Linked DNA regions of Homo sapiens: all the other regions are linked to region 3. The links are chromatin loops, found by intact Hi-C in ENCODE. Cell type or tissue: gastrocnemius medialis. All regions are shown on one strand. Links, peaks and the distances in the headings refer to the core of each region. The heading gives the core; the rest is flanking DNA.

Region 1 (6,698 bases), core at 1,621-6,620, 100 kb before region 3:
CAGATACTTTCATTTTTCTCAGAACAGTTCAACTTGGAGCACCCGCTATATGCCCCACGCTGTGACAGACTCTCAGGGGACACCAAGGGAAGTAAGGCCCAGCTCCCGCCTCAAAGAGCTGACCATCAACTGGCGGGGATTAGACAATGAGAGAAGTCCAAGCTAAAGAAAGTACCACAGGAGAAACACCAGGCGCTTGAGGTTTCAAAGGAGGGAAAGGATATATCAGGTTGGAGATACTAACAAAAGACTTTATTCATTCATCCATGTATATCCAATGAAAATATTTATTGGGTGCCTACTATATACCAGGCACTAAGTTAGCTATCAGGAATAAGATATAAGTAAGCCATTATTCCTAGCCTCAAAGACTTCATAAAAAAGTAGGAGGAACACACATGTAGACAAACAATAATATTCATTAATTCATTTATTCAACATTTAATGAGTATCTATTAAGTCCCAAGCTCAAGAGTGGTGAGAAGAAAGGTCTCTGTGGTAAAGGAACCCACAGTCTAGCTCAGATGATAGGTGTATAAACAGAACATTTCTATGTAAAGTAGTGTGTTCAGTGCTGTGATAGGTATGTTAAAAAAAATTGCAAAGTCTCAAGATAGAGGGTGAAGGGCAATAAACTCTTTCTGGGGTCAGAGAAAGCTTCTGTAGAGAACACAACAGAGGGAGTATTACAGGACGAAGGAGCTTTTCAGGTAATTATAGAGAGGCAGGAGGAAGAGTATCTGAGGCAGGTTGTACCAATATGGCTGGAATAAGAAGAGTAGAGATGTACCAGAGACAGAGGGTGGCCAAATGGTGCGAGGTTTTAGAGCCCTTCAGCTGAAAGAATGGAATGTCAAGGTATAATGACCACTCAGAGGAGCAGGTAAACAACTGAGTGCAGGGTGTGGATGGAATCTCAGGGAAAGGTTCCTGGTGGAGTACATATCTGAGAGTTTTAAGTAATGTGCAGGAACTTGTTAAGAAGAAACAGCATTCCTCAGAATGGATTTTGCAGGTGAAAATAATGGAGAGAAGAAATTTCAGAGTCAACAGCTTGAGCAAAAAGCAAAGAAGCAAAAAGCCCACGTACATACAATCAGGGAGAGGTGAGAGCCTGTGAAGGCGGCTCTTCACATGTCTCTAATCTCAGTGAACTCTGTGTTTCTGCCCTGACTCTGCTCATTGTACAACATGGGGGAGGGGTCCTCCTTCCATCCCTTTCTCCTCTTCAAGGGTGACTCTTGGGTACTCAGAGTTTTATGAAATTAGGAGACCAAACTTGTTTCGTTTGTTTGTTTGTTTTTGAGACAGAGTCTTACTCTGTTGCCCAGGCTGGAGTGCAGTGGTGTGTTCTCGGCTCACTGCAATCTCTGCCTCCCGGGTTCAGGTGATTCTCATGTCTCAGCCTCCCGAGTAGATGGGATCACAGGCATGCACCACCATGCCAGGCTAATTTTTGTATTTTTAGTAGAGACAGGGTTTCACCATGTTGTCCACTCTGGTCTCGAACTCCTGACTTCAGGTGATCCAACTGCTTCAGCCTCCCAAAGAGCTGGGATTACAGGGGTGTGCCACCACACCTGGCCCAAACTTGTTTTTAAGGCCCCCAGATCAACAGTGGCTGCTACAGGCTTAAGAGTATGGCAAAAAAAAAAAAAAAAAAAAAAAGGCTCTAGGCTCCAATGCAGAAGTGACCAGGCTGAGCTCCTCCTTCCAGACTACTGACGCACACCAAAGCCCTCTGCCCTATGTTAGAGGCTGGGGATGCCAAAAAGGACCATTCCTGGTTTTTCCTTCTGGGTTTGGAATTTACTGAGAAATAAGACCAGGTCTGCCTCCTTACACACACTACTAACAAGCATCCAAATTGGGGCCGTCATTTGAGTCACCTGGGAAGTTTGCATTACATGCCTAGTCCAGGGATTCCACTATCTTGGAAGAACATTTCTGAAATTCCTTTGTTGGAATTTCATGGGGTCACAGTCAGACCCATAGACACCACCTACCCAGTTCTACTCTTCACTTCGTATGTGGGGTCACCAAGGCTCTGGAGCTTTGAAACCCACTGAGACAACATTTCCAATTGCAGGCACAGCTGAAACCTATCCTCTGCTTTCCTAAGACATGACTTTCCTTCAGAGCCACTTTACAAGCCACAGAAGAAATCCTAAGATTTCTTAGGATTCTCCTAAGAATTCCTAAGATCTCCTGAATCTATAGCAGTAGTTGTTCATTTCTTTGAATCATGGAGTCCTTGGGGAAAATCTGTTAAAGCTAAAAACAGGATCCCTCAGTAAAGAACACATACAGCCAGGTGTGGGGGCTCACGCCTGTAATCCCAGCACTTTGGGAAGCCGAGGCAGGTGGATCACTTGAGCTCAGGAGCTCAAGACCAGCCTGGGCAACATGGTGAAACCAGTCTCTACCAAAAATACAAAAATTTAGCCAGACATGGTGGTACACACCTGTGGTCCCAGCTACTTGGGAGGCTGAGCTGGGAGGATTGATCCCTTGAGCCTGGGAGGCAGAGGTTGCAGTGAGCCAAGATAATACCACTGCACTCCAACCTGGGTGACAGAGTGAGACCCTGTCTCAAAAATAAATAGACAAAAATACACATATACTTAAAAACTTCCACACACTCCAGGATGAGAACTCTTGCCCTATGTCAGCATACTAACTCCTTCCTTCAAATTTCAACAGCAGCTATTATGCAGCATGATCATCTTCCTCATACTCTAGACCTCCAGCCAAGTGACTTCTGGCTCTTCCCAACTATCAAATCCCTAAAGGAACGAGATGTTCCTGTGCTGAGGAGGTCCAAAAGAATGTGCTGTAGATTCAAAAGCCATTTCCACAAGGAGCATTCCAAGGATATTTGAAGAAATCCAGAGTCCCTGGAAAGCACAGCTTCTCCAGATGACCACCTAGAAGAGGGTAGCATCTCCGTACCTGTGCTGGTTGGCTCTTAAATAATCAGTCCCTTTCCCAGGCAAGGCTCATGGGGAGCCTTTGGTGTGATAACTTCTTATATGCTAATACAATAATGGACAATTCCAAAGCTTAGCAGAGAGCCCCCATTAGCAGATACTGCCTTCTCCATTCAGGTTTTTGGAACCACGCCAGGCAGTTATGTGCATCTGCCTTCCTGTTCCAAACTTTGTATAAACATGTACCTCTATTTTCTTCTTCTTTTTTTTTTTTTTTTGGTGGCGGGGGGTACGGAGTCTCACTCTGTCACCAGGTTGTAGTGGAGCGATCTCGGCTCACTGCAACCTCCACCTCCCAAGTTCAAGCGATTCTCCTGCCTCAGCCTGCCGAGTAGCTGGGACTACAGGCATGTGCCACCATGCCCAGCTAATTTTGTATTTTTAGTAGAGACAGGGTTTCACCATGTTGGCCAGGATGGTCTCCATCTCTTGACCTCATGATCTGCCCGCCTCGGCCTCCCAAAGTGCTGGGATTACAAGTGTGAGCCACTGTGCCCAGCCTACCTCTATTTTCATCTCCACCTCTCCCAACAGACTCTGGGCACAGACATGAAGGTCAGACACTGGACTCATGCATTCATCATTTATATGTCTATTTGACATGTATGAAAAGGCCACTATATGTTAGCACTGCTAATACAATGGTGAACAAAATAGTGCTGCAGCTTCTCAAGCAAGGCAGGCAGGCCAGGTAGGGTGGCTCGTGTCTGTAATTCCAGAACTTTGGGACGTTGAAGCAGGAGGATCACTTGAGCCCAGAAGTTTGAAATCAGCCTGAGTAACATTGTGAGACCTCCTCTAAATTTTTTTTTTTTAATTAGCTGGGCATGGTGGTGCACGCCTGTACTTCCAGCTACTCCAGAGGCTGAGGTGGGAGAAGGATCGCTTGAGCCCAGGAGTCTGAACTTGCAGTGAGCTATGATCGCACCACTGCACTTCAACCTGGGTGACAGAGGGAGACCCTGTCTCAAAGAAATAAAGAAAGAAAAGAAAAGAAAACAGGCAAACAAGCAATCATATAACAAAGTGTGGCTAATACTATCCTTTGGGAAATACAGAATACTTGATAGGACAGCCTGGTCTCCCTGGGGGAAAGGAAACTTTTAACTTAAGATCTGATGTACATCCTTTCCAGGGCCCAGCACAAAGTATGTGCTCAATGTGAAACATTACCCTGGGCAAAATCCTCCGGGCTTGCTGGAGAGGTCACTCACTAAGGGGCAATTGTTAGTCAATTTAAGAGTGGTTGTGGTGAGCCAAGGGCCCAGGGCCTGAGCATTCCGAAAGCCAGCTAGCGTCAGGTGCAGCTGGTCACCTCATTCAGCTCTTTCTGACACATTTGTGAAGTGGTAGGAGAAACAATAGACTTAGAACTCCTGTAGGGTTCAGTCCCAGGGTTCTGCCACTGATTACATTCGTGTGTTCTCACTTGTCCTTTTGTATAATGATGCCACCTTCCAGAGCAAAGGAATCTATGAAAGCCTGTTGCAAATGTAAGGACATGGAATCTATTTATCTAATCTATCGCCTGGCTGTCTGAATTTGCAGGGGAAGAAGAGGGCAGGGTAAACAATAAGTTTAGGAGAACTGGCAGGGGCACTGCCTTGTAGGGCTTGTGCCTCAAGCCTTTTGTTGTCTCGCATGATCTGGATTTGGCAAGGAGGGGGCAGCTTGAATTCCGGGCGGGCTAAAAGGCCTTGGCTGAGGTCTAACGGATTTCACAACACAGTATGGAAAGGCTTCCCACGAAGCGATCGGGGTGGGGGATGGGGAAAGCTGCAATTCTGCAAACTGGGAAAGGGTAGGAGGTGGGAGGTTCCCGAAAGCCAGGATGGAGTAGCGATTAAAACCCTTGATTACTGACACTACCCAGCACCCCCAACCGACCCCCTTCAAATCTCTGCCTTAACAACCGCAGCCTACAGGCAGTGTTATCACAAACTTGCACCGCAGGCCCTACCTATGAGCCCAGTCAGCCCTAAGGCAGCAGCCAGCCCCTGAGTGGCACGGGAGGAGCGGCCCCCACCTCCGGCAGCCGCGCATGCGCGCCGCTTACTCTGCGTTCCAACACCTCTAACACTCATCAACGGCGCCCCGATCCGCAGATTAAAGGAGCCTTCTCCCCTTTTACCCCCGGCTGTGCCCCATGCTCAATACACAGCAACTCCAGAGTCCATAGGCAGCTGTGCGGCGGTGGGGGTAGAAGGAAACGAGTCAAGAAGCTCTCGGGCCCGGCCCGAAACTACAACTCCCAGCAGACCCCGCGCCGCCCCGCCTTCTTGTGGGCGGGCCGAGGGTACCCAGCAGCTTAAAGCGGCGAGATCGCGACGTGTGTGGAAGGCTGGGTGCATGGTCTGCGCTCTGTGATCCGGCGCTGGGAGGGTGGAGAGAGCGGTGGCATCTTTCTGTCTTGCCTGTTGTACCTGAACTAGCAAACAGCACAGTTGAAATAACCTCTGAGCGCATTTAGAGGCGTCTCTCAGGTTCAGCAACTTGTTGCCCCTACTTCACAAATTCTGCATTGTTGGTTTAGCAAATGAGAACCTGAAAAATCGCCTGTATGTTAAATTTCTTCTTCTTTTTTTTTTTTTTTTTTTTTTTTTTTGAGACGTAGTCTCACCCTGTTGCCCAGGCTGGAGTGCAGTGGCGCGATCTCGGCTCACCGCAACCTCTGCCTCCCAGGCTCAAGAGAGTCTCCTGCTTCAGCCTCCCAAGTAGCTGGTATTACAGGCGCGTGCCACTACCACCCAGCTAATTTTTGTATTTTTAGTAGAGACTGGGTTTCACCATGTCAGCAAGGCTGGTCTTGAACTCCTGACCTCAGGTGATCCACCCACCTTGAGCTCCCAAAGTGCAGGGATTACAGGCGTGAGCCACCGCGCCCGGCTAAATTTCTGTGAAAATAAATTATTTTCCCTACCATGTCCAAGCAACCCTATTTTTTTTCCTAGTTTGCAGGTGTCTGTGGTTGATGTTTACTATCACTTATTTTCCCTAAAGACTCAACACACAAAAAAGAGGGGAGTCTGTTTAAAGAAATTCTGCAGTGAATCATCCTGAAAACGTAAAAACTTGTTTTGATAAGTTTTATACTTTAATTTTCTAACTTTTGTAATGAAGTGTCTTTAAAATGCAGCACACTTGAAATCCTTTTTTAAAGTGCAGAGTTAAGTGGTATCCTAATTTTTGAATAGGACGCAGAGAAGTTTAAAGAGGTTTAAGATCTACTCTTTGCTTCTTGCTAACGATGCAAAACGATGGTTCTTAGAGGGCACGAGGGATAGCTACCTTCTAGAATAGTGCTATTGGTCTGCACGACTGTAGTGGGTTTCTTGAACGGTGTAGTTTAGACCGTGATTTCTTACAGCCGCTAATGAACATCCTCCACATGCTAACGATGAACTCCTTTTGTTTTTGTTTGTTTGTTTTTTCCAAACAAATACAATTTAAGGGCCTCCATGGGAGTCATTTGGGAACTTAAATGCAGAATGGTTTAGCGTTGGATTTTTTCTTTGTTTTTGGAGTTAGCTTCAGCCTGCTGTTTTATGACCATGTGTGTGTTCACTCTCTTTAGTGTGGCATTTATGGATAACATGAAATTGGCCAACTTGGCAAAAGTTAACAAGATACATAATTTTTTATTTGTTCTTTGTGTGGGGCAGCCCAGCAATAGGCATACTGAAAAATTGAAATAATAGTTGATGTATA
Region 2 (6,698 bases), core at 1,621-6,620, 93 kb after region 3:
GGGAGAGGAAAAAACTTTATTGAAAAATAAAAAGGCAGGTAATTTAGATGAAAATATGTTACCCATGAGGTTTTGTTTTTGCTTTTTGTTTTTGTTTTTGAGAAACAGAATCTCGCTCTGTCGTCCAGGCTGGAGTGCAGCGGCATGATCTTGGCTCACTGCAACCTCCGCCTCCCGGGTTCAAGCGATTCTCCTCAGCTTCCCAAGTAGCTGGTACTACAGGCATGCGCCACCACAACCAGCTAATTTTTGTATTTTTAGTAGAGATGGGGTTTCACTATACGTTGGCCAGGCTGGTCTCAAACTCCTGACCTAAGGTGATCCTTCTGCCTTGGGCTCCCAAAGTGCTGGGATTACAGGCATGAGCCACCTTGCCTGGCCCTACCCATGAGCCTTGACTAAAACATTCTTCTATCTGTAGAAAAGCCCAAAAGAACTTTTCCAGATTCAAAAAACTTGGCACTTTGTAATGGTAATGTTTACATTAAGTAAAAAAAAAAAAAAAACCCACTTAGCTTCAGTTTTCAAGTGTTTACTGTGTTGTCATGCACTTCATTTAATTCTCAACACCTGCCCTATGAGGTAAAAAGTACCATTTTACATATGAGTAAATTACAGCTCAGTGGATAAGAAACTCGTCCAAAGGTACAGGTTCAGTCAAGTGGCAGAGGGTTCTTTTTGTTGAAGTTAGGTATCAGTTAAAATTGACCTTGTAAAATCACATCAGCATCAATATACATTAATTTAACAAATATTTATTGAACTTTACTGTATGCCAGATACTTCTCTAGGTACTAGGGGGTACAATGTAGAAGAAAATAGAATTCCTGCTCTAATGAATTTATATTTCAGTGGTGAAAGATGATGTGTGGACAAACACATCTAATGTATTTTGACAGCAATGGGTGCTAAGAAGAAAATAAGACATGGTAATTGGATAACAATGGAGAGAAGTCAGAGATGGCCTTTTCTGAGGAGTGACATGCTCAGAATCGAATAAAAAGAGCAGGAGCAGCCTTTCAAGGTGGGTGCGAAGGATATTCCCGGAAGAAAGAATAAGTGTTGCAAAAGCCCCAGTGGGAAAAAGCTTGGCAAGCTGAGGTGGTAAAAGAGCTATCTGTACTAATGTCTCTTGTACTGAGTTAGCAAGGACAAGAGTGGCAGGGGGTGGAACTGGAGAGATAGCAGGGACCACATCTCACAGGATCTCGCCAGCCTTTTTAAGGTATTTGGATTTTATTGTTAGTGCAACAAGGAGCCACTGGAGAGTTTTAAACAGTAGTGGTGTGACCTACTGTTTCAGAAAGAACACTGGCTACTATGGGAAGAAAGGACAGTAGGAAGACTAATAGATAATGGTGGATTGAACTAAGATGGTAGCAACAGATAGGGAGCTATGGTAATGTTCAGTATCCACTTTGGAGATAGATCCAGCAGGACTTGCTGACAGACTGCATGTAAGGGCTGAGGGAAAGAGAGCTAGCAAGGTGACTTCTAGTTTGTGACCTGAACTAGGTAGATGGTTGTGTTAAAAATGCAGTGGGTATTTCAGTCTGAAGCTCAGGGGCAATGATGGAAAATAAGATAAATGTGTGCAAGTTGGCTGGGCGTGGTGGTGCACGCCTATAATCACAGCACTTTGGGAGGCCGAGACGGGTGGATCACTTGAGGTCAGGCGTTTGCGACCAGCCTAACATGGTGAAACCCCATCTCTAATAAATACAAAAAAATTAGCTGGGCATGGTGGTGCATGCCTGTAATCCAAGCTACTTGGGAGGCTGAGACAAGAGAATCGCTTGCACCTGGGAGGCGGAGGTTTCAGTGAGCTGAGATCGCACCATTGCACTCCAGCCTGGGCAACAAGAGCGAAACTCCATCTAAAAAAAAAAGTGTGCAAGTTATTGGTACGTATATATTTAAGCCTCGGGACTGAATGAGATTACCTAGAGAGAATGAAGATAGGGAACATTCTTGAGCCTGAGATCCTATAACATTTAGAAGAGAAGCTAGCCAGGGAAATTGAGAGGGACTGGCCAGTGAGAGAGAGTAAAATCTGAAGAGTATAATGCCATATGTTGAAGCTCAGAGAATTATTGTTTCAGGAAGGCAGAAGTTGTCAATTATGTCCAACATTGCTGAGAAGATGAGTAAGGAATGTAAATGAGTAAAGGCAGGAATGGCTATTGAATTTGTTAAGACAGAGGTCCTTGGTGACCTTCCTAAGAGTCATTTCAGCATGACAAGGATGCAGACCTAACTGGAATAGATTTTCAGGGAAGACTGAGAGGCAAGGAAGGGGAGACTGCAAATATATGCAAATCTATATTTTTGCTTTGAAGGGAAACAGAAAACAGGACAACAGCTGGTTTACAGAACTTTTATTTGGATTCTTTCCTTGTCTGTTAATAATATAGGCTGCACCTGGGCATCATCGTGCCCTTCCTTTTTGATTCTGCTGTTTTGCTTTTAATCCTACAGGCATTTCTTCTGGCAGGAGCCTTGTACACACTCTGGGTGGTTCATGACCACCACGGACTTGCCCTTTCAAGGCAGAAGCCTGTGATTCAAAAACTTCCATTCCTTCCAATCGACTATTATAAAACTCATTTTGTCTAGTGCCCATACTCCTTTACCTTAGGATCCTGGGCCAACTGTCACTAAAGAAAACAAACCATTTCCTCCTCCTGGGGGAATGTGCTTCTTTCAAGAAGGTGCTTAGAGAATAGACATTCTAGGTGACAGCAGTTATGAAAGAGGTGTCTCTAATGAACCTAACACTTCTTCCAACATACTCCAGGTTCACCCTCCTTTGAAGACAGAAAGTACTACAACTTCAGTTGCCACCCTAGTCAGGTTCATAGGATTTACTCAGTAGGTTAAGAGATGGTGCTGAGAATGAAGTCCAGAGTTTGAGTCTACAAGTGGCATTTGCTTCTCCTTTGGGACTTCTGTGGCAGGGTGTGGAACCAAATCAGATTGGTTGCATATCTGTTTCTCTTCCTGAAAATACAATTCAAATACCTTCATAGTCTGTGACAGCAACTTATAACCAACAGACAATGGTATTATTTTTATTTATTGATGGCACTCCCCCATAGCCAGAACTTCTACTGAGTCATTCATCGTGTATTCCAGGAATACTTTCCAAATGGAGTAGTGAGGCACTTCCAATAACAGTTATGTAATCTGTTAACAGTGGCTCAAAATGACATGTGAAGGAATGATGTACTTCTTTTTTCAGACTCACAGATCTCATATGTTAATTCAGTCAACAAGTACTTAGGGCTTATCACATGCCAGGCACAGGTAATATGACAATAATGAAAACAAAAACCCTTGCTGTCATAGAATTCGGTTTCTAGTGGGAAGAGACATACATTAACAAATCATATATAAGTAAAACATTAATTATGGTGATAACAGAAAAAGAAAGCAGGGGAGAGGGATAGTGTCTTAGTTCAGGTTGCTGTAACAAGAGTACCATAGACAGGGTGGCTTAAACAACAAACATTTCTTTCTCACAGATCTAGTGGCTGGGAAGTCTAAGACCAGGGTGCCAGCATGAAGAAGTTCTGGTGAAGGCTTACATTCTGGTTTCCTCACAGTGAGGGCTCTTCACGCCCTTATAAATGCACTAATTCTATTACCCACATGACCTCATCTAAAACTAACTCACAAAGGCCAAACCTCCTATGTTGAGATTAAGGCTTCAACATAGGAATTTTGGGGGGACAAAAACATTCAGTCTCTAGCAGATAGGGGCCACTGTGGGAGGGGATTACAATCTTAAATAGGGTTGTCAGGGAAGGCTTCATGAGGGCAAAGACCTGAGGAGGCATGGAAATGATCCACGCAGATGCATGTCTGGGGAAGAGCATTCCAGGCAGAGGCAGTGGGAATGGACCCTCAGGTAAGAGCATGTTTAGCAAGTTCAGAGAAAAGCCTCTTAGGTCAGGTCTGGAGCGAGAGTGGAAAATGTAACAGGACAGATCATGTAAAGACTTGTAGACCACAGTTAGAGGCTTGGACAATAACTCTGAGGATGACATGAAGGTATTGGGAGGGGGTGTTGAGCAGAGGAGTGATATGATCTGGTTTATATTTTAGATTATTCTGACTGCTATGTTGAAAATAGGGTTGAGAGCAGAGGGGAAGGGCAGCACACCAGTTAAGACCACTTCCCAAAAATCCAGATGATGATGGGCTTGAACCAGGAGAGTTGCTATAGGGATGTGAAGCAATCAAATTCTAGATATTTGGGACCTGCTGACAGGTACATAATGGTGTATGAGAGAAAAGGCAGTGTGAGAATGACTCTGAAGTCTGTGGCCTGAGCAAAACAGAAACCTGGAGTTGCCAATAGCTGAGATAAAGTTTCTGGTTAAAGATCAAGAGCTCAGTTTTGGACAAGAGGGGTGTGAGATTTCTAATAGACATTCAGGTGGAGGTGTGGGGAACACACCTGGATGTGATGAGCCTGGAATTCAAATTCACATGTGTGAATTTGAAAAAAGATTCAGAAAAGAGGTGTGGACTGGAGGAGCTATCCACACACAGATAGCATTTGAAGCCACAAGACTGGGGGTGATGACGCAGGGAGTAAGTATAAATAGAAAAGAGAAGTGGTCCAAGGACTCAGTCCTTACATCAGAGGTCAAAGAGACAAGATGGAGACTAGGAGATATGAAGGCTTGTGCAGTGAGTGTTTCGGAGAAACGAAGAAACTTCCCAGAAGAAAGGAGAGGTCAACTGCTAACAAGTCAAGTGAAATGAGAACTGGGAAATGAGTTGACAAGAGCAATTTGGCTGGCGTGATCAGAGAATGTTTAAGAGATAATGTGAGGGAAGAAAATGGAGGCAGGAAGTATGAACTACTCTTTTGAGTCATATTGTAAAGGAAAAAAATGGGGTGATTTTACTCTTTTTTTTTTTTAAAGATAGGAAAAAAAAGTATATTTATATGCTGAGGAGAAGAATCCAGTTGAAGGGGAATACTGTGGCTTCAGGAGACAGGAAAACTGCCTAAGCCACATCCTTCAGCAAGTGAGTGTTCAAGTGGAGGGTTTGTCTTTGCTTGGGGCACGGGCGGTTCATCCACAGTGAAAGGAGAGAAGGCAGGGCATGTGGGGTTGGCTGTAGAAAGCGGGCAGACGGGGTGGGAACTTATGAAGACTCTTCTGATTGTTATTTTCTCTGTTAAGTAAAAGGAAAGGTCATTGGCTAAGAATGAAGATGGACGCGCAGGTGCTGGGAGTCATCGAAGAGAATGAAAGAATGAATAAAATAGAGAAAAATACAATGCTATTATATAAACCTATACATTTAAATTACTTTCCTCTTCAAATTAGACCCCCTGGAAGGCAAATCTCTGTCATGTTAAGTTTTAGGAAAAGTCATAATCTACTTGGAGCTAAGTATGAAGAATAAGGTATATGATTTAAACCACATAATTCTATTTTTGCTTAAACCGGGGAAGCCTTTAAGGTAACGTAGAGTGTACCCATTAAAAAAGATAAAAATGTCAGCTTCCCCTTCCCTTTAAATATAGTAAGGCTCAAAGGTAATTGATGTTCATAACCCTAAGGTACTATAACAGTCTGAAGCAAAATATTAAATGTCTTCTGTAGTATTTTAGTTAACTTTTAATTTTATTGGTAATTTATGTGTAGTTAACCACATACTTGTGCCTCAACTATTTCACATAAATGTGAGATGTCTTAGGCCTCTTTGAACTCTGCATGGAAAAGAATGCTGAGGAGGTATGTCTGTTTAAGCTGCCACTGCCTGCCTCTCATAAATAATATCTCACATTGCATAATAGCCCAGATAAACTGCAGATCGCTTAGAGCCTGATAAATGAGAGGAAACTGTACAGTTTGTTTTCCAAATTGCCCTTGGACAGCTAATTCACAATTTACTATTTTATAGCTGTAAGATTTTAAAAATATAAAATAACATAGCTGTAAATACAGATTATCAGAAGATAGTCTGTAAAAATGTAAATATAATATAGCTGTAAATATACACTATCGGAAGTACCAAATCTAGTTTTAGTAGGTAGAGGCATCAAGTAAAATGGAAATGAAAGATGTTTCAAGGAAAACTCCAGGACATCTGTGGCAGTACTAAAGAAACCTTCCTTCTCAGGTTCCCAGCATGCTATTTTATTGATGTAACAACATTTTCAATAAAGTTGGTAAATTATCACTATATTACTGTCTTATAGCAACATAGCAAGAGCTTTAGAGATCATATAAGTATAAAATGTGAATTTAAAAAAACAATGAATATGCAGGATTTTTATTAGGGCAAGCGTTTCCATAACCATAAATATTTCTTTAAAACAAATAAATGTCCCAAGATCTCTGTTAGTGATCCAAACTAAGTAGAAATTAGTAAAATTAATTATAAATGAACAATTTCAGCATATAAACCAACAAGTCTTTTCTAGATTTTTAACACTGTGACCCAATTGCATTATTTTCCAAGTTAGAATGACTAATAATCAATGAATGTAAAAGCAATAATTAATACAGATGACATTGTACTTTTCCACAGTAAAGAAATAAACAATCTAATATTTTTATAAATCCCATTTTATATCACAAAATAACCTTTACTAAGCAAATTTTTTTAAAATCTCAGGAACTATAGACATGATGAAAAGATAGATATTTTATATAAATAATTCAAAAATA
Region 3 (7,785 bases), core at 1,128-6,127:
TAGGCTGTTCTTAAAGATTCTGGAAAATAATGCTAATAGTGTGCCTAATGCTTGGTAAATATGAGTCACTTTTCTGTGCCCACAAAGCACTACTATGTCCCTTAATAAATTTTGTTAATTTTAAAAGTTAGAAAAAAATTAAACTATTTATACATTGTGTATGTTAATTCTTCCCTAGACCAGCCTTAGGAAGAATCTCATCCCCAACTTGTAAACTCATCTTTTTCCGTTCTTTTTGTGCCTGGACTTCTCAGGGCCCTGCAGGCTGATTCTAGTCCCATGTTGTGTGGTGTTTGAAGTGTCTGGTCCCTTTTTTCAGTGAGAGACCAGCTCATCCTTGGGAACTGAATGCCTCAAACTCTCTTTTCTTTTTCTCTCTTCCCCTTCTGTTTGATGTAGTCTTTCCTGTTTCTGGACTCTGTTTCTTCATACTTCCTATCTCTTACCTTCTTTTCACTCCTTTTGTCTTCCAGCTGTCCTCTCTCATTTTTCTGCCTCTCTGGTCTTCAGGTAGAGTTTTCATCTCAGCTATCTTCTTGCTTTTTCTGATGTTGGTTCTTTGTTTCTTCTTCTCATTCTGTTCAGGTCCAAAATTCATTTGGGTCAATGTTATGTCTTAGTGTTATCTTCCATTTCCTTCTGAGCTTCAAAGCCAGGCTGACTGTGCCCTTCCACGCCCTGGCCAGTGTGACCAGGACATCCTTTCCCTCTGGGGCTGCACTGGCTCTTTGGGGGAATTGTTACCATTCAGGGTCTTCAACCCTCATTCTAGGGACTTCCAGTAACTTCTCCCACCTTCCCTCTTCTCAGTAAGACATGGGTATTGTCTTATTCTGTTTCTGCTGCTAGAAGAAAATTCTCGAGACTGAGTAATTTATACACAATAGAAATTTACTTCTCACAGTTCTGGAGGCTGGGAAATCCAAAATCAAGGTGTTGGCAGGTTTGGTGTCTGGTGAGGGCTGCTCTCTGCTTCTAAGATGGTGCCTTGTTGCTGCATCCTTAGGAGGGGACAAACGCCATTTCCTCAACTGGCAGAAGGGACTGAAGCCTCTCCCTCAAGCCCTTTTATAGGGGTCCTCATTGTCAGGCCTCTAAGCCCAAGCCAAGCCATCGCATCCCCTGTGACTTGCACATATACGCCCAGATGGCCTGAAGTAACTGAAGAATCACAAAAGAAGTGAAAAGGCCCTGCCTCGCCTTAACTGATGACGTTCCACCATTGTGATTTGTTCCTGCCCCACCTTAACTGAGTGATTAACCCTGTGAATTTCCTTCTCCTGGCTCAGAAGCTCCCCCACTGAGCACCTTGTGACCCCCTGCCCCTGCCCACCAGAGAACAACCCCCTTTGACTGTAATTTTCCATTACCTTCCCAAATCCTATAAAACGGCCCCACCCCTATCTCCCTTTGCTGACTCTCTTTTCGGACTCAGCCCACCTGCAGCCAGGTGAAAAAAACAGCTTTATTGCTCACACAAAGCCTGTTTGGTGGTCTCTTCACACAGACGCACATGAAACTCATGGTATCTGTGAGGGGCCCTAATGCTATTGGTGAGGGCACTGCTCACATAACTTAATCACCCCTTAAAGGCCCTGCCTCTTAATACTGTCACATTGGTGATGAAGTTTCAATGTATGAACTTTGAGGGGGGACACGTTCAAATCATAGCAGGTGTGCTATTGCCTTACTAGCAAAGTAATCTGGGGGAAGATGAGTAATGTCTCGTTCCACCCCTGATTCCAGTGCTGACTGATTCTGGAGTGGCAGAGAGGGTTGGAGGCTCACCGCTCTGCTCACCCGACCCTCTGGCCATCTCCTCTTAGAATGCAAGGGCAGGGATTTTGTTACACAGCGCCTCTTTTGTTATAGGCTAGCTCCTGCCTTCAAGGAGCACTGAGAAAAATATTATCCCTTTGAACCACAACACTAGTATTTTGGGTACTGTAGCCATTCAGAAGTTTGTTGAACTAATACAAGTTTATATTATTTGTAAAATACTAGAAGGAATGTGTGGTTCCTAAAGTTATGGTATTCCCATTGGTTGAAAGAGAAGACTCTGGCTTCCTAATGCCTTGGAAGGTTCAGGGAGCATAAGCCTAAATATCCTGGTTTCTCTTGGGAATTCTTCACAGCTTGTCATCTATGACTTTATCCACATTTATTTTGAACATGTTTAATTTTCAGCTTGTATTTTCTCAAGGAGTATGTGTGAGTCAGCATTCAGAGTACTTAACACACTTAGTGTCATTAGTGATAACTTAACCCACACGTATAGGAAGCTAGACCTCCATTTACAGAAAAATGGAGGCTCAGAGAGCCTAACTGACTTTCCCAAGGCCACATAACTGGAAAATTCTGGAACTGAGTTTTTTCAGGTATGTCTTGGTATCCCTCGGTGAGCCTTCTCTGTAGAGAAGGAAGTGTCTCCTGGGTTGGAAAGCCCAGGCCGGGATGAACAGCATGGGTGTCCTTAGGCTGTGTGTACCACACACCCCTGGCCTACTCTCCCCTGCTCTAAGGAGTCACCTGAAGGAGCAGCTGCATCACCCCGCCTCACCCCTTCTCCTCAGCACCCAACAACCAGGTCTTCCCAGAGAGTGCTCAGCTATTGGTGAAGCAGGCATCGTCTATTCTTCAAGAAGACAGCAGAGCATCAGGAAAACAAAACACCAAAAAAATACCATAAAGACACTGGAGTGTATTTGTTACCAGCCCTTGTATAACAGAGAAGTATTTCAAGGTCTTATTTGTAAGGCTGGACAAGCTCAGGCTGATTAAAACCACGAGTTAGAATTTGTCTCCCGCTCCCAGGCCCTGCTCAGTTGACAGCTCCTAGCAGGCTGGGAGGCCCCACCCCACCCCCACCCCAGGGGTCCATTGAAGAAGACCATCTGGGCCTGGGATGCTGATGTGATTTTCCCTACTTCTCCTTTTTTTTCATTTGCCTCCTCCACCCACTTCTAAAGCAGCTGATTGCTCTGGTTCCTTTTCATGTTGAGCAAAAGAGAAGACAGATCTTGAAACCTGAGCTGGGGACTGGAGGGCACTGACCGAGAGTAACCCCGTCTGGCTCAGCTCAGCTCAGCAAAGGGCTTTCCTCCTCCGCCTTCCTGAGCTGCTCTCCCTCCTCTCCTTTCCTCCTTCTTTCCCAGCCTCCCCCAAGCTCCTTCACCCCTCTCTTCCCTCTCCTCCCTCCTCCCACCTTCCTTGTCCTCTATGCTCAGAGAACTGAAGGAACACTGAATGGCCTGGAAAGCAGGACCTCGCCCCCACCCCGCGTCATACCCCTCCGCCTGCACGTGCAAATGTGTTCCTCAGCTTGGTCCCAGAGGCCTGGACCTGGGTCCCAGAGGTCCCAGCTGGTTCCCCGGCTTGGTCCCAGAGGCCTGGATGTGTGGCAAGAAGCTGAGGGTTCTGCTTCGTTTCTTCCAGCCCACAAACACACATGTCACCTGTTTTTTGTTCTTTTTCCTTTCCTTTGCCCCACTTTACAGAAGCTCTTGGCTAATTGGTAGGTCACTGTTTGCTCCTCCAGGCAAAACCAAGGAGGCTGAGCTCAGCAGGTCAAGTATTTTGGTCTGTATTGAAGAGACTGTGGTGGGAGAGCCCTCTTGACCTTCTGCTGGATAGTGACTTTCTCTTCTGCTGGCAGCAGTAGCCCAGCTCCGCATCCTGTGACAGAGGTCATACCTTCCAGTTACCCGAGCGAACACTTGGAGCAAGTCAGCTTTTTCCCCTGAAACAGCACGTTCACGTTCTTGATCTTTGGTTTGCACAACAACCTGTGAATGTTATTAGCCCCGTTTTTTTTGTTTGTTTGTTTTTTGAGACAGAGTGTCGCTCTTGTTGCCCAGGCTGGATTGCAATGGCGTGATCTCGGCTCACTGCAACCTCTGCCTCCAAGCAATTCTCCTGCCTCAGCTTCCTGAGTAGCTGGGATTACAGGCATGCGCCACCACACCCGGCTAATTTTGTATTTTTAGTAGAGACGGGGTTTCTTCATGTTGGTCAGGCTGGTCTCGAACTTCCGACCTCAGTTGATCCACCCGTCTTGGCCTCCCAAAGTGCTGTATTAGCCCCATTTTATATCCAAGGAAACTGAGGCTTAGGGAGATTTAAATAGGGGGGAAAGTATAGCTTCATGATTACACAGTCAGGAAATGGCAGAGCTGACTCTTGAATTCAGACCCTGTGATGCTGTATCCAGTGCTGATTTTGTTTTGCCCTGTGTTCCTTTCAGTGTCAGGTAAGAAGACCTCAGAGATCATCTTCTCCAACCCACACATTTTACTGATTATAAAATCCAGGTCCGCATTAACTCATTGGCCAAAGTTAAGTGGCTAAATGACTCTCCTGTTCAGGAAGTATTCCCTGTCTTGTGTGGAATGATTGGTCTTTCGTCCAGGTCATCTTCCACCTATATCCATCCTTGCAGTGACTGGTGGATATGATCATTCCTGGTGATTCCCTGTAAAATACTAGATTTATTTATTCTTTCATAAAGTTATGAGTAGACAAATCAGTCAGCTTCAACCTTTCCTTTACCTTATAGATAGTATCAGCAGAAAGAACTCAATAATTCTGTCTTAGGAACTCAGCCAGGCTAATATGTATTATAATACACACATACATATGCACACACATACACACATGTGCATACCTTAGATCACAAATTCAACATCTCAACTTAGCCGCCAAAGCCACTTCTGTGTCTTGTCTATTCTGAATATGCTTTAAGGTTAAATTAGCCATGAATCTGTTCAGATCAGTCATTCCTGAAAATGATGATGATATTAGCCATCCTTTACCGGGCACCTTACTCAGTGCCCGGCATTATACTAGGTCTGCAGGTACATTTGCTCATTTAACACCTAGCTCAGTCCAATGAGGTGGATGCCATTGTCATCTCCATTTTATCATTTAATCAACTCAGCCTTCCTCTCTCCTGTTCCCCACTCTGCTTCTAGCTGCCACTCACCTGACTCTCCTCTTGATCTGGGCTGACGTGGCTGAGTGGGTTTAGCAGAACTCTTGTGTCCTCTTTACTTGGTTTGTTTCAAGTTCATGTCCTGCTTCATCTTTTCCCTAACTCACTGCAAGGTGAATTTTCTTCTCTGCAATCGGCAATTCCCCAAATCACATCAGGTCATTAATTTATTCACTCATTTGTATTCATTCATTCATTAGTTCATCCATCCATCTATTCATTCATTCATCCAATTTACTGAGTGCCTCCTCTGTGCCAGGCACTGCTGGCTTTGGAATTAAAAACCCTGGCCCTCAAGGAATTTCTATTCTTCTGGGAGCAGGATATTTACATGGGTGACTGCAGCTTGATCTGTGTGGTACTAGTGGAAAACATAGGATGTTGGGCACAAAAGAGTCACAAAACGCCGGGCGCGGTGGCTCATGCCTCTAATCCTAGCACTTTGGGAGGCCAAGGCGAGTGGATCACCTGAGGTCAGGAGTTCAAGACCAGCCTGGCCAACATGATGAAACCCCAACTCTACTAAAAATACAAAAAGGAATAATAGCTGGGCGTGATGGCGGGTGCCTGTAATCCCAACAACTCGGGAGGCTGAGGCAGGAGAATTGCTTGAACCTGGGGCTTTGGAGGTTGCAATGAGCCAAGAGCGGGCCACTTCACTCCAGCCTGGGTGAAAGGGTGAAACTCTGTATTAAAAAAAAAAAAAGTCACAAAAAAGGGCTGGCCACCTAACCCAGCTTGAGGATGGGAAGGCCAGGGCAGGCTTCCTGGAGGAGGTGACTCATGGGCCATGTCATGAGGATGGGGTAAGAGGAGAAGGTATGTTTCAGACATCTGGCTTTCTTAATATTCTTGGCTTTCCACCCATTTTCCTGCCAGCAACATAGGGGAGAAGACTGAGACCAGCAGATACAAAGCCACTGTACTCTGTCCTCACCCCCTCCTTTTTTCTCCCCTTCCTACTACCCAGATCTGAGGTTTTGAGAAATCTCTTCTCTAATTATCTGCTTGTTCATTCATTTGTTGAGAATCTACTATGTGCATAGCATTATGACCACAAAATGTCCTGGTCGTTGTCATCATGAGAGGTCTTACCCCTTCCTCTCCAGCCACTTCTAGGGATTTTTGACTCTGTCCTTTTCCAGAACTTGGCTCCAGTCTGGTTGCTCGCCATGAAGCACTTACAGATAAACCTCATCTTGGGCCAGTGCTTCCATTTACTGTCTCCTTTTGGCTTGCTTATCCTTCCTTCTGCCTTCTTGAATTGATTTGCCTCTTTATCTCCCCTTTCAGCCTTGAAAGTTCCTCGAAGGCAGGGACTGTGTCCCCATCTTTTCTATAAATGGCATTGTTGTACATTGGTAAAGTTGAGTGAAAAAATCTTTTTGATAATCACAAATTATTACCATATATTGAGCACCTACCATGATGAGTATCTCTGATCTTCATATCTTTGAAATGTGGATACTATTACCTTCACTTAATTGGTAAGAAAATTTGTGCTCAGGGAGGTAAAGTCACTTTCTCACAGTCACACAGCTATTTCACAGGAGAGTGCAGTATCAAATTTAGGTTTTTCTGGTCCCAAACCCTGATGTTTCCCCCACATCATTGTTTCTCAGACTTGGCTGCAATCACCTGAAAAATTTTATTAAATTCTTTTTTTTTTTTTTTTTGAGACAGAGTCTCGCTCTGTCACCCAGGCTGGAGTGCAATGGTGCCATCTCTGCTCAGTGCAACCACTGCCTCCCACGTTCAAGTGATCCTCCTGCTTCAGCCTCCCAAGTAGCTGGGATTACAGGCACCCACCACCACACTCAGCTAATTTTGATATGTTTAGTAGAGACTGGGTTTCACCAGGCTGATCTCAAACTCCTGACCTCAAGTGATCTGCCCACCTCACCCAGCCAGGTTTTATTAAATTCTGATGCCTGGGTCTTACCCTAGCAGTTCTCATTAGTTGCTCCATGGTGTGGCCTGGGCTTTGGGATTTTTGTGAAGCCCCCAGCTGAGTCTAACGGGCAGTCATGTTTGAGAACCAGTATACTACACCATGTTGCCTTCCTGTTTTCACACAGGTTGGTGCTAGTGTGTGAGTCTAAGCCTACATGGGTGGATATCCACGTGATCAGGCTGCAAGTTCTTTGTAGTGGAGGATCTTTGGCCCTCCCTGCTGCTTCCCAACCCAGCGAACCTACCACACCATGCACGTGCACAGCCAAGGGTTGTTGACTGTTTAATCAGTCTCTGGGTTCTTATGTCTCATCCGGGGGATTCACTGATAGGAGGCTGGAGCTTGATCACATCCAGATGTTCTCATCTTCAGAGCCTGTTAACATAACAGAAGTCTTATAAACATGCTGAGCACACTCACTGGTCTGGAGAGTGTTGCAGGATGACCTAGGCCCATTGCAGGGGTGGCCTGGGTCGCCCTCCCACACTTCTGCCACCCTGCTTGGGAAGGAGGGAGCTGTTTTGAAGTTCCCTGGTGCAATATGATGTATTGCTCTGGCTCTGCTCAGGAGGAAGCTATGGCCCACCTAGTCAGTGAGGGTTAGCTAATACGTGTATTCTGTTTCTGTTGAGGTTTCACAGAGGCCTTTTTTGACCCTTCATTTTATAGATAAGGCAGTGGAGGCACAACTACATGAAATGACTCGACAAATAAATGGATTTAGAACCCAGGTTTCTGACTCCCAGGGTGGTGCTTTTTCCATGGTTGTACAGTGATTAATGTCTACCTTTTCACACCAGTCCTCAACTGAAGACACCAGCTTACACCTTCCTTCCTGTTT

The links. A loop is a pair of places that touch in the nucleus more often than their neighbours do. Peaks named below come from ENCODE experiments on the same cell type or tissue, not always from the same donor. Only the 100,000 strongest peaks of a DNase experiment are listed, where the experiment ranks them.
Region 1: a loop joins it to region 3, with 4 times the contacts of the local background. A loop is called at or near these places in 6 of 110 quality-filtered maps.
Region 2: it touches region 3 in a loop (2.8-fold over the local background); 12 of 110 quality-filtered maps call a loop at or near these places.

The regions. Positions count from the first base shown.
Region 1 is chr9:104,966,886-104,973,583 of GRCh38, reverse strand. CT70 (cancer/testis associated transcript 70) reads left to right here. Exons shown (of 4, transcript NR_184160.1): 4 at 28-263. Among named protein-coding and RNA genes, the nearest start is that of CT70, 22 kb to the left of the region's middle. RefSeq lists enhancers at 5,245-5,294, 5,375-5,424. In gastrocnemius medialis, for the core only: no CTCF peak of the experiment used is centred there; DNase peaks (open chromatin) are centred at 2,783, 4,703, 5,013 and 5,093; H3K4me3 peaks cover 1,352 bases; H3K27ac peaks cover 3,174 bases.
Region 2 is chr9:104,773,430-104,780,127 of GRCh38, reverse strand. NIPSNAP3B (nipsnap homolog 3B) reads right to left here. Exons shown (of 6, transcript NM_018376.4): 6 at 2,364-6,698. Among named protein-coding and RNA genes, the nearest start is that of NIPSNAP3B, 13 kb to the right of the region's middle. RefSeq lists an enhancer at 4,635-4,884. In gastrocnemius medialis, for the core only: no CTCF peak of the experiment used is centred there; a DNase peak (open chromatin) is centred at 4,587; H3K4me3 peaks cover 1,448 bases; H3K27ac peaks cover 4,542 bases.
Region 3 is chr9:104,864,397-104,872,181 of GRCh38, reverse strand. The region is part of intron 5 of ABCA1 (ATP binding cassette subfamily A member 1); the gene reads left to right. Among named protein-coding and RNA genes, the nearest start is that of ABCA1, 60 kb to the left of the region's middle. RefSeq lists an enhancer at 2,910-2,999. In gastrocnemius medialis, for the core only: no CTCF peak of the experiment used is centred there; DNase peaks (open chromatin) are centred at 2,575, 3,061 and 3,679; H3K4me3 peaks cover 357 bases; H3K27ac peaks cover 4,184 bases.